Regions from separate parts of the Homo sapiens genome. Here region 2 is linked to region 1. A link is an interaction called in ENCODE POLR2A ChIA-PET data of the cell type or tissue named here. Cell type or tissue: PC-9. All regions are shown on one strand. Each heading gives the region's core, and the rest is flanking DNA. Links, peaks and the distances in the headings are about the cores only. Region 1 overlaps AP3M1 (adaptor related protein complex 3 subunit mu 1). Region 2 overlaps ADK (adenosine kinase).

Evidence for each region. ChIA-PET counts read pairs that join two places held together with the same protein. Peaks named below come from ENCODE experiments on the same cell type or tissue, not always from the same donor. Only the 100,000 strongest peaks of a DNase experiment are listed, where the experiment ranks them.
Region 2: POLR2A ChIA-PET joins it to region 1 with 5 read pairs; 4 of 35 experiments call an interaction of 5 or more read pairs at or near these places.

What each region holds. Positions count from the first base shown.
Region 1 is chr10:74,140,381-74,144,783 of GRCh38, reverse strand. All of the region lies in intron 1 of AP3M1 (adaptor related protein complex 3 subunit mu 1), which reads left to right. Among named protein-coding and RNA genes, the nearest start is that of AP3M1, 8.2 kb to the left of the region's middle. In PC-9, for the core only: no CTCF peak of the experiment used is centred there; no DNase peak of the experiment used is centred there; H3K27ac peaks cover 442 bases.
Region 2 is chr10:74,294,916-74,299,318 of GRCh38, reverse strand. The region is part of intron 3 of ADK (adenosine kinase); the gene reads right to left. Among named protein-coding and RNA genes, the nearest start is that of ADK, 150 kb to the right of the region's middle. In PC-9, for the core only: no CTCF peak of the experiment used is centred there; no DNase peak of the experiment used is centred there.

The DNA of each region.
Region 1 (4,403 bases), core at 277-4,276:
GGCTGAGGCAGGAGAATCGCTTGAACCCAGCAGGCGGAGGTTGTGGTAAGAGGAAATCGTGCCATTGCACTCCAGCCTGGGCAATAGAGCAAGACTCCGTCTCAAAAAAAAAAAAAAATCATAAGCTAAAGCAGCACATTCATGCACTGTTCAATATATTAACTACTAACCATATATGGTTATTTAAATTTAAATTAATTAAAATTAAAACTTCAGGCTAGGCTTGGTGGCTCACACCTGTAATCCCAGAACTTTGGGAGATCAAGGTGGGAAGATCACTTGAGCCCAGGAGTCCAGGATCAGCCTGGGCAATATAGGCAGACTTTGTCTCTACAAAACAAAAATTTGAAACTCAGCTGTGTGTGGTGATGCACGCCTGTAAGCCCAGCTACTCAGGAGACTGAAGTGGGAGGATCGCTTGGGCTCTGGAGGTGGGCGTTGGAGTGAGCCAAGATGACGCAGCTGCACTCCAGCCTGGGCAACAGAGCGAGACCCTATCTCAAAAAAAAAATAAAAATAAAAAAGCCGGGCATGGTGGCTCACGCCTGTAATCCCAGCACTTTGGGAGGCCGAGGCGGGTGGATCATGAGGTCCGGAGATCGAGACCATCCTGGCTAACATGGTGAAACCCCATCTCTACTAAAAATACAAAAAATTAGCCAGGCGTGGTGGCGGGCTCCTGTAGTCCCAGCTACTCGGGAGGCTGAGGCAGGAGAATGGTGTGAACCTGGGAGGCGGAGCTTGCAGTGAGCAGAGATCACGCCATTGCGCTCCTGTCTGGGAGACAGAGCAAGACTCCGTCTCAAAAAAAAATTAATTAAAATTTCAAAAAAATTAAAACTTCAGTATTGGGTACATTAGCCACATTTCAAGTGCTCAATAGCCATGGGTGTAGTGGCTACCATATTAGCACAGATAAAGGACATTTCCATCATTGCAGAAAGCCCTGTTGGACAGTGCTGTATTAGAACGTGTTCCTAATAATTAGTCTCTACAAGGCAGATAAGAGCAGGAGCTCAGAATTCAGCTGGATTTAGGTTTGAATCCTAGCTTACTGCGTGATCTTAGGTAATTGACCTAACTTTTCTGAGATGACATTGTCTTATCTGTAAAATGGGGATAATAGTAGTATTTATGGTGTAGCATTGTGAAAATAAGATGAGATAAAGTGTCTAGCATAGTGTCTGGCCCATAATAAGTACTCAATACATTTTAGATAGTATTAATTCATTTATTATTCATTATCTTTAATGAATAAAACACTTTGAATGGGGACTGAGTACAGTAGCTTCACTTTGGGAGGCGAAGGCAGGCGGATCACTTGAGGCCAACATGGTGAAACCCCATTTCTACTAAAAACAGAAAAACTAGCTGGGCATGGTGGTGCACACCTGTAATCCCAGCTACTGAGGAGGCTGAGGCACGAGAATTGCTTGCCCATGGGAGACGGAGGTTGCAGTCAGCAGAGATCACACCACTGCACTCCAGCCTGGGTGACAGTGGGAGACTCTGCTCAAACAAACAAACAAGCTTTGTTCCCAAGTAGCTGGGATTACAGGCGCACGCCACCATGCCCGGCTAATTTTTGTATTTTTAGTAGAGACAGGGTTTTGCCATGCTGGCCAGGATGGCCTTGAACTCCTGACCTCAGGTAATCCACCAGTCTTGGCCTCCCAAAGTGCTGGGATTACAGGCGTGAGCCACTGTGCCTGGCCAAAAATAACCACATTGAATGGGGCCAAAAGATTAATTTTTGCAAAGAATGCTGTGTTCCATATGTGACTCACCTGAAGTGCCCAAATCTGAGTCTGCTTGTGGATTACAGTGCTCCACTTGAAGTCATACATTATATATTTCAGATGCTGATTTTCTTCCAAGAAAAAGGTGTAATAATAAAAATTTAGTTGCAGATCTTATGGTTGGATATTCCTGTTTCATTTAAAAAATGAAAATGAAAAGTTTATCAGCTAAAGATTATAGTTAAAATCAGCAGGTTCTATATAGCAAGTCTAAGTATTCTAATGGCACTTATATTAATACCCAGACAGAAATATAAGACACAAAGCAAGCCTACTAAGCAAAGCATCTGACTAGATAAAGTAGAAAAATTTGGCAGGTTCCAACCCTGAGGTGTCAGAGTTTATTGCTAATAACTCAAGTTGATTTCTTGGCTAAACAGAGGGCTTTAAACAAAGAAATTTTTTGGTTCTAATTAAACAGGAACCCTAAACTGTTAACAGTATTCATACTTTATTAATACAATAATTACTAAAACATATCTTAGTAACTAGTATTATTGATAACTACTGAACATGTGTCGAATGGGAAGAGGAGATCATCACCACATATTCTTTAAATGTCAGCCGCTTTCATAAAAGAAAGGGTTGATGTTGTTTTCTGTCAACAGAATCAAATGAATCAATTCTGGAAAGTCTTCCTTTCCTCTTTGGAATTTATCTTCATTCATAGAAACTGTATTCATAGGTCTTAAATTCTTTCTTCTTAGACTATAGTACTATTACTTGGAATGATTGAGCCACTAGACTAAACACCTGATACTGGTGCTTATACACGTAAAAGATAGGAACAAGGTAAGATAATTAGACATTTTTCCATTGTCCCCCATATTGCAGGGACAATAAACTTCTTATAGGAAGCATAACTAACACTCAGAAAGTATGCAAATCACAATGTAAAGCCTAATGAGTTATCATAGAAGGAACACAGCTTGTAAACATCATGCAGGTCAAGAAATAAAACATTGGCCAGGTGCGGTGTCTCACTCCTGTAATCCTAGCACTTTGGGAGGCTGAGGCAGGCGGATCACGAGGTCAGGAGTTCAAGACCAGCCTGGCCAACATAGTGAAACCTCGTCTCTATTAAAAATACAAAAAAAAAAAAAAACTAGCCAGGTGTGGCGGTGTGTGCCTGTAATCCCAGCTACTAGGGAGGCTGAGGCAGGAGAATCTCGTGAACTTGGGAGGCAGAGGTTTCAGTGAGCCGAGATAACACCATTGCACTCCAGCCTGGGCGACAGTGTAAGACTCCATCTCAAAAAAAAAAAAAAAAGGAAAATAAAAAAGAAATAAAACATTACCAGCACTCTAGGAGATCATCCCCATGGCCCTCCACTCTCCATAAAGGAAACCATTTGATTTAACGTAGATTAGTTTTGCCTGTTCTACAACTTCATATAAATGGAATCATACTGTGTATATTCTTTTGCATCTGGCTTCATTTATTCAACATCGTATTTGTAAGATTCGTTTGTATGTATATATTCTTTGAGTAAATGTCTTTTCAAATCCTTTGCCCATTTTTTAATTGGCTTGTTTATTTATTTATTTTTTATGTTTTAGAGGCAAGGTCTCCCTCTGTCACCCAGGCTAGGGTGCAGTGGTGGGATCATAGTTGACTGCAGCCTCAAACTCCTGGACTCAGGCAATCCTCCCACCTCAGCCTCCCAAGTAGCAGGGACTACAGGTATGAGCCACTATGCCTGGCTAGTTTTTAAATTTTTTTATAGAGACGGGGTCTCAAACTCCTGGGCTCAAGCAATCCTCCCTCCTCAGCCTCCCAGAGTGCTAGGATTACAGTTGTGAGTCACCACACCTGGCCCTTCTTATTATTGAGTAAAAGTTCTTTATATTTTCCGGATAGGGGTCCCTTTAAGATATATGGTTTCAAATATTTACTATCATTTTGTGAATTTTTGCTTTCTTGATAATGTCCTTTGAAGCACTAAGTTTTAAATTTGATGGACTCTGGGTTATCTATTTTTTATTTTTCTTGTCTGTACTTTTGGTATCGTATCTTAAAAAACATTGTCTAATCCAGAGTCAAAATCTATGCATATTTTTTCTAAGAGTTTTATCATTTTGGCTTTTCCAATTAGGTCTTTGATACATTTTGTGTTGCTTTTTGTATCCAATTTCATTCTTTTGTATGTGGAAATCCAGTTGTTCCAGTACCATTTGTTGAAAAGGTTGTTCTCTCTCCAACTGGTCACCCAGGTCTTGGCACCCTTGTTGAAAATCAGTTGACCATAAATGTAAGGGTTAATGTTCTATTGATCTGTAGGTCTGTCCTTGTGCCAATACCACATAGTAGTTTTGTAGTAAGTTTTGAAATCAGGAAGCACGAGTTATCCATCTTCGTTGTTCCTTTTTTTTTTTAATTCAAATATATATATTTTTTCAATCTTTTTAATTCTACATATTTTTGTAAGCATCCCCCCAATTCTTGTTTCATAGTAAATCAGACTGTAGATGAAGCATTTCAGACCTTTTGTCAATCATGTCAAGTGTGAGGGGAAGTCTTTTGTAAGTCAGCCAAGTATTTCAAAATGAAAAGCTTTTCCAAAAGTAAAGGCAGAAGACCCCGCTTTGAAGGCGCTGGTCGGC
Region 2 (4,403 bases), core at 238-4,237, 150 kb before region 1:
TTTCACCATGTTGGCCAGGCTGGTCTCGAACTCCTGACCTCAAGTGATCTGCCCACCTCAGCCTCCCAAAGTGCTGGGATTACAGGCTTGAGCCACTGTGCCCGGCCTCCACATATATTTTTACTACTATCAGTAGCAACACATCTTAACAGATTCTACTTCAGATTATGCTGAATTAGTGTTTTCTCAAATTTTTTGAAAATATTCACGTCTGCAGATGTTTCATCGACTTTTCATGAAAGCTAATTTTTCAGTCACTTCAAACTCAGCATTGGCTCTTTGAATAACTGATCAGTGTCAGTAACATCTGTTGGTTCATCAGAGCCAAGTAAAACCACTATCTTCTTTAACTGACTACCGATGTTACACCCAATGTCCTCAATTCACTTTTTTGTTTTTATTTTAGAGATGGGGTCTTGCTATGCTCCCCAGGCTGAACTCAAACTCCTGGGATCAAACGGATCCTCCCATCTCAGCCTCCCAAGAAGCTAAGACTACAAGTGCACACCACCATGCCTGGCTAATGTCCTCAATTCTGGTTTGTTTTTGTTTTTGTTTTTTTGGGGGGTTTTTTTGGTAGAGATAGGGTCTTGCCATTTGTCCAGGCTGAATTTAAACTCCAGGGCTCAAGTGGATTCTCCCACCTTCACCTCTCAAAGTGCTGAGATTACAGGCATGAGCCACCACACCTGGCCTAAAATCCTCAATACTCTTTTTATTTTTATTTTTGAAAAGATAGGGTCTCACTATGTTGCGCAGGCTGGTCTTGAACGCCTGGGCTCATGTGATCCTCTTGCTTCAGACTCCCAAAATGCTGGGGTTACAGGTGTGAGCCACTGCAACGAGCCTAATGTCCTCAATTCTTAAAGCAACTATGGTCACCAAATGGCTAATGATATTTTTAAAAATGTAATTTTTTTCTGAAAATATTCTTTAGCTGCTACAATGAAAATTTACTAACTTACCATTAGTAAATAGCTCTCCTTGCTTTGCTAACAAATGGGTCATTCAAAATCTTATATTAAGTCCAGCCTCCTTTTCAGTGTGAGAGTGAGTGAGAGAAAAAGTGAGTGCATGAAAAATTCTGCTGTTGTAACATATTACATTTCAAATTTTTGAATTTTTATGAGAATTATGTTCCTATGAATTTGGAACACTGTAAGTGCTTAGCCTGGTAATGGCAATATATATTCTATTTCTTTAGAAGGGCATAATAAACCTAATGCTTTACCATCTAATTGGATAAAATAATCCCCAGTCCACTGTGCTTTAAAACCATGAGATTTTCTCCTTTTCTTGTTTTGACATATAGGTATGCCCTAGTAATAAAAAAAAAATACAGTGTTATAGCACAGCAATACATATGGCACTTGAAACACTGTTGAATTATAACTGCATTACTGAGATGTGTAGTATGCCAAGCAGCAGTGTGAAGCAATGAAAATGCCAACTCCAATCTGTGTTGCAACGACTCAATTCTGCCATAGTGGTGGGAAGGCAGCCATAGACAATACATAAAGGAATATGCATCAGTGTCTTCTAATAAACTTTAATTATGAACACTAAAATTTAAATTTCATATAACATTCATGTGTCATAAAATATGCTTTCTTCTCCCAAACATTAAAACATATAAAAACCTTTCTTAACTTCTAGGCCATAAAGAACAAGAGGTGGGACAAATTTAGCCCACAGCTCATAGTTTGCCAACCCCTACTTTAAATAACTCACTTATTCACTTGGGCTCAGTTCGCCCTATGGTAACATATGAATAAATTAATGAGTATTATACCTATCTACTACAGAGAGCTACAATACAGCTCACCAAAGATAATGTGAACAGGTTCTGAAACTGGAAAACAAATATTTAGTGTTAAATTTGTTCTTAAATTGTTTTTTAAAAACCAAGTCTGTTTCACACTCAATATACTATGCTAGGCAATGTGGAGAAAATTATGAAGCATAAAACACAGTCCATATCTTCCATTTTCTATGAGCTTACAATATAAGTGAGAAAACGAAACATAACCTAAAGTGATACTGAATAGTAAATACCAGATGTTGTAAATCCAACTCCATAAATACAACACTCAAATTTACCTAGTGAGATACACAAAGTTATGCACTTCAGAAACTTACTATGCACACACAAAATACAAACACTTCACCCACAAACTCGTTTAATAAAATGTGTATTTCTGCAAAAAAACTTTCCTGGAGCTTGTTCTGTAACAACCAGTACCAACAGTCTATTGCCTTTTAGTGGCTACATAGTTTTCCATTGGGTAGCTACAACCTAGTCTCTAGAATAAACATTTAGGTTATGTCTAGTTTTTTGGCTTTTATAGGTAATATGGAAATAAACATCTTTATACACATAGTTCGTGAATTAAAGAATACTTAAGGGCCGGGCGCGATGACTCACGCCTGTAATCCCAGCACTTTGGGAGGCCGAGAGGGGCGGTTAATGAGGTCAGGAGATCAAGACCATCCTGGCTAACACGGAGAAACCCCGTCTCTACTAAAAATACAAAAAAAAATTAGCCCAGCGTGGTGACGGGAGCCTCTAGTCCCAGCTACTCCGGAGGCTGAGGCAGGCGAATGGTGTGAACCTGGGAGGCGGGGCTTGCAGTGAGCCAAGATGGCGCCACTGCACTCCAGCCTGGGTGACAGAGCAAGACTCCATCTCAAAAAAAAAGAAAAAAAAAAAAAAGAATACTTAAAATTTTGATAAATAATGTAAACTTCTCCTTCAAAGAGGTTGTAGCAATTTATATCCTTATGATAGCTTATGAAAGCGCCTATTCTCTATAACTTTGCCCATACTACTTATTACTGATTTTTAAAATACTTGCCAATTTAATAATAGAAGGTTTATTTTGAATTCCTCATGAGACGATGAACATCCTTTCATATGTTTTACTGCCATTAATATTAACTTTTCTACACATCAACTCTTCACAAACATTGCTCATTTTTAATACATAATTATTTCCTTCTTATTGACTTTTAGAAACTCACTACATATTAAAGAAGTAGGCCTTGGACTTTGATGTAATTGGTATTAAATAATTTTTTTACAAGTTTGTAATTTGTCTTCTGACTTTATGCAAACTTCTTGCCATGCATAAAAAAAATTTTTTATATGGTCCTGTATCCATCTCAAGAATCTTTTTTTAAAAACAACTGTAGGGTTAGGGTAAGGAAAAAAACTGCAAATGAAACCCAAAGAAAGTAAAAAAAAAAAAAAAAGGAGCTAAATACGTGGAAATAGAAAACATACATCATGATCTACAGAGAACCAACAAAGCCAAAGTTAGTTCTTTGAAACGCTAATAAAATTGATGAACTCTTACAAAGAAGGCACAAATAATCATTAGCAGAAATGATAGGTCATATGCATATTTAAAAATCACAGAAAGATACTGTAGGGAAAAGGTTATGCTAACGCATTTTAACACTTAAGACAAAATGTACAAATACTTAGAAAAAGAAATTTTACCAAAGTTGATTTAAGAAGTGAAAAAAAATCTAAAAAGCCCTTTAAGTATTTTTTTTTTAATGGAACATTCCTACAAAGAAAACTCCAGGCTTCAAGGGTATCACCAGTGAATTCCACCAAACATTTAAGAAATAAAACCAATAGAAGTAAAACCAATCATAGACAATATCTTCTGAAAACTAAAAAAAGGGAGGAACACCAAAAAGAGGGTCCATATTAAAATGAAGAACATCGGTTCATCAAAGACACCATTTAAAGAATGAAAGAACAAGTCCAAAAAGACATATGCCAACCAAAAAGTGTCATAGCCCTGAGTACAGAGATTTTTCATTTAAAAAAATTTTTTTTTTTTTTGAGACAGAGTCTTGCTCTTGTCGCCCAGTCTGGAGTGCAATAAAGTGATCTTGGCTCACTGCCACCTCCGCCTCTCAGGTTCAAGTGATTCTCCCACCTCAGCCTCCCAAGCAGCTGGGATTACAAGCACGTGCCACCATGCCCGGCTAATTTTTGTATTTTTAGTAGAAACGGGGTTTCACCATGTTGGCCAGGCTGGTCTCGAACTCCTGACCTCAGGTGATCTGCCCGCTTTGGCCTCCCAAAGTGCTGGGATTACGGGTGTGAGCCACCACATCCAGCCAAATTCATTAAAAATTCTTAAACAGGCCGGACGTGGTGGCTTGCAGATGAATACCAGAACTTTGGGAGGCTGAGGCACGCAGATCACCTGAGTTCAGGAGTTCGAGACCAGCATGGCCAACAGGGTGAAACCCCAGCTCTATCAAAAAATACAAAAATCAGCCAGGCATGATGGCATACGCCTGTAGTCCTAGCTGCTGAGGAGGCTGAGGTGGGAGAATCACTTGAACCCAGGAGGCGGAGGCTGCAGTGAGCCGAGATCACA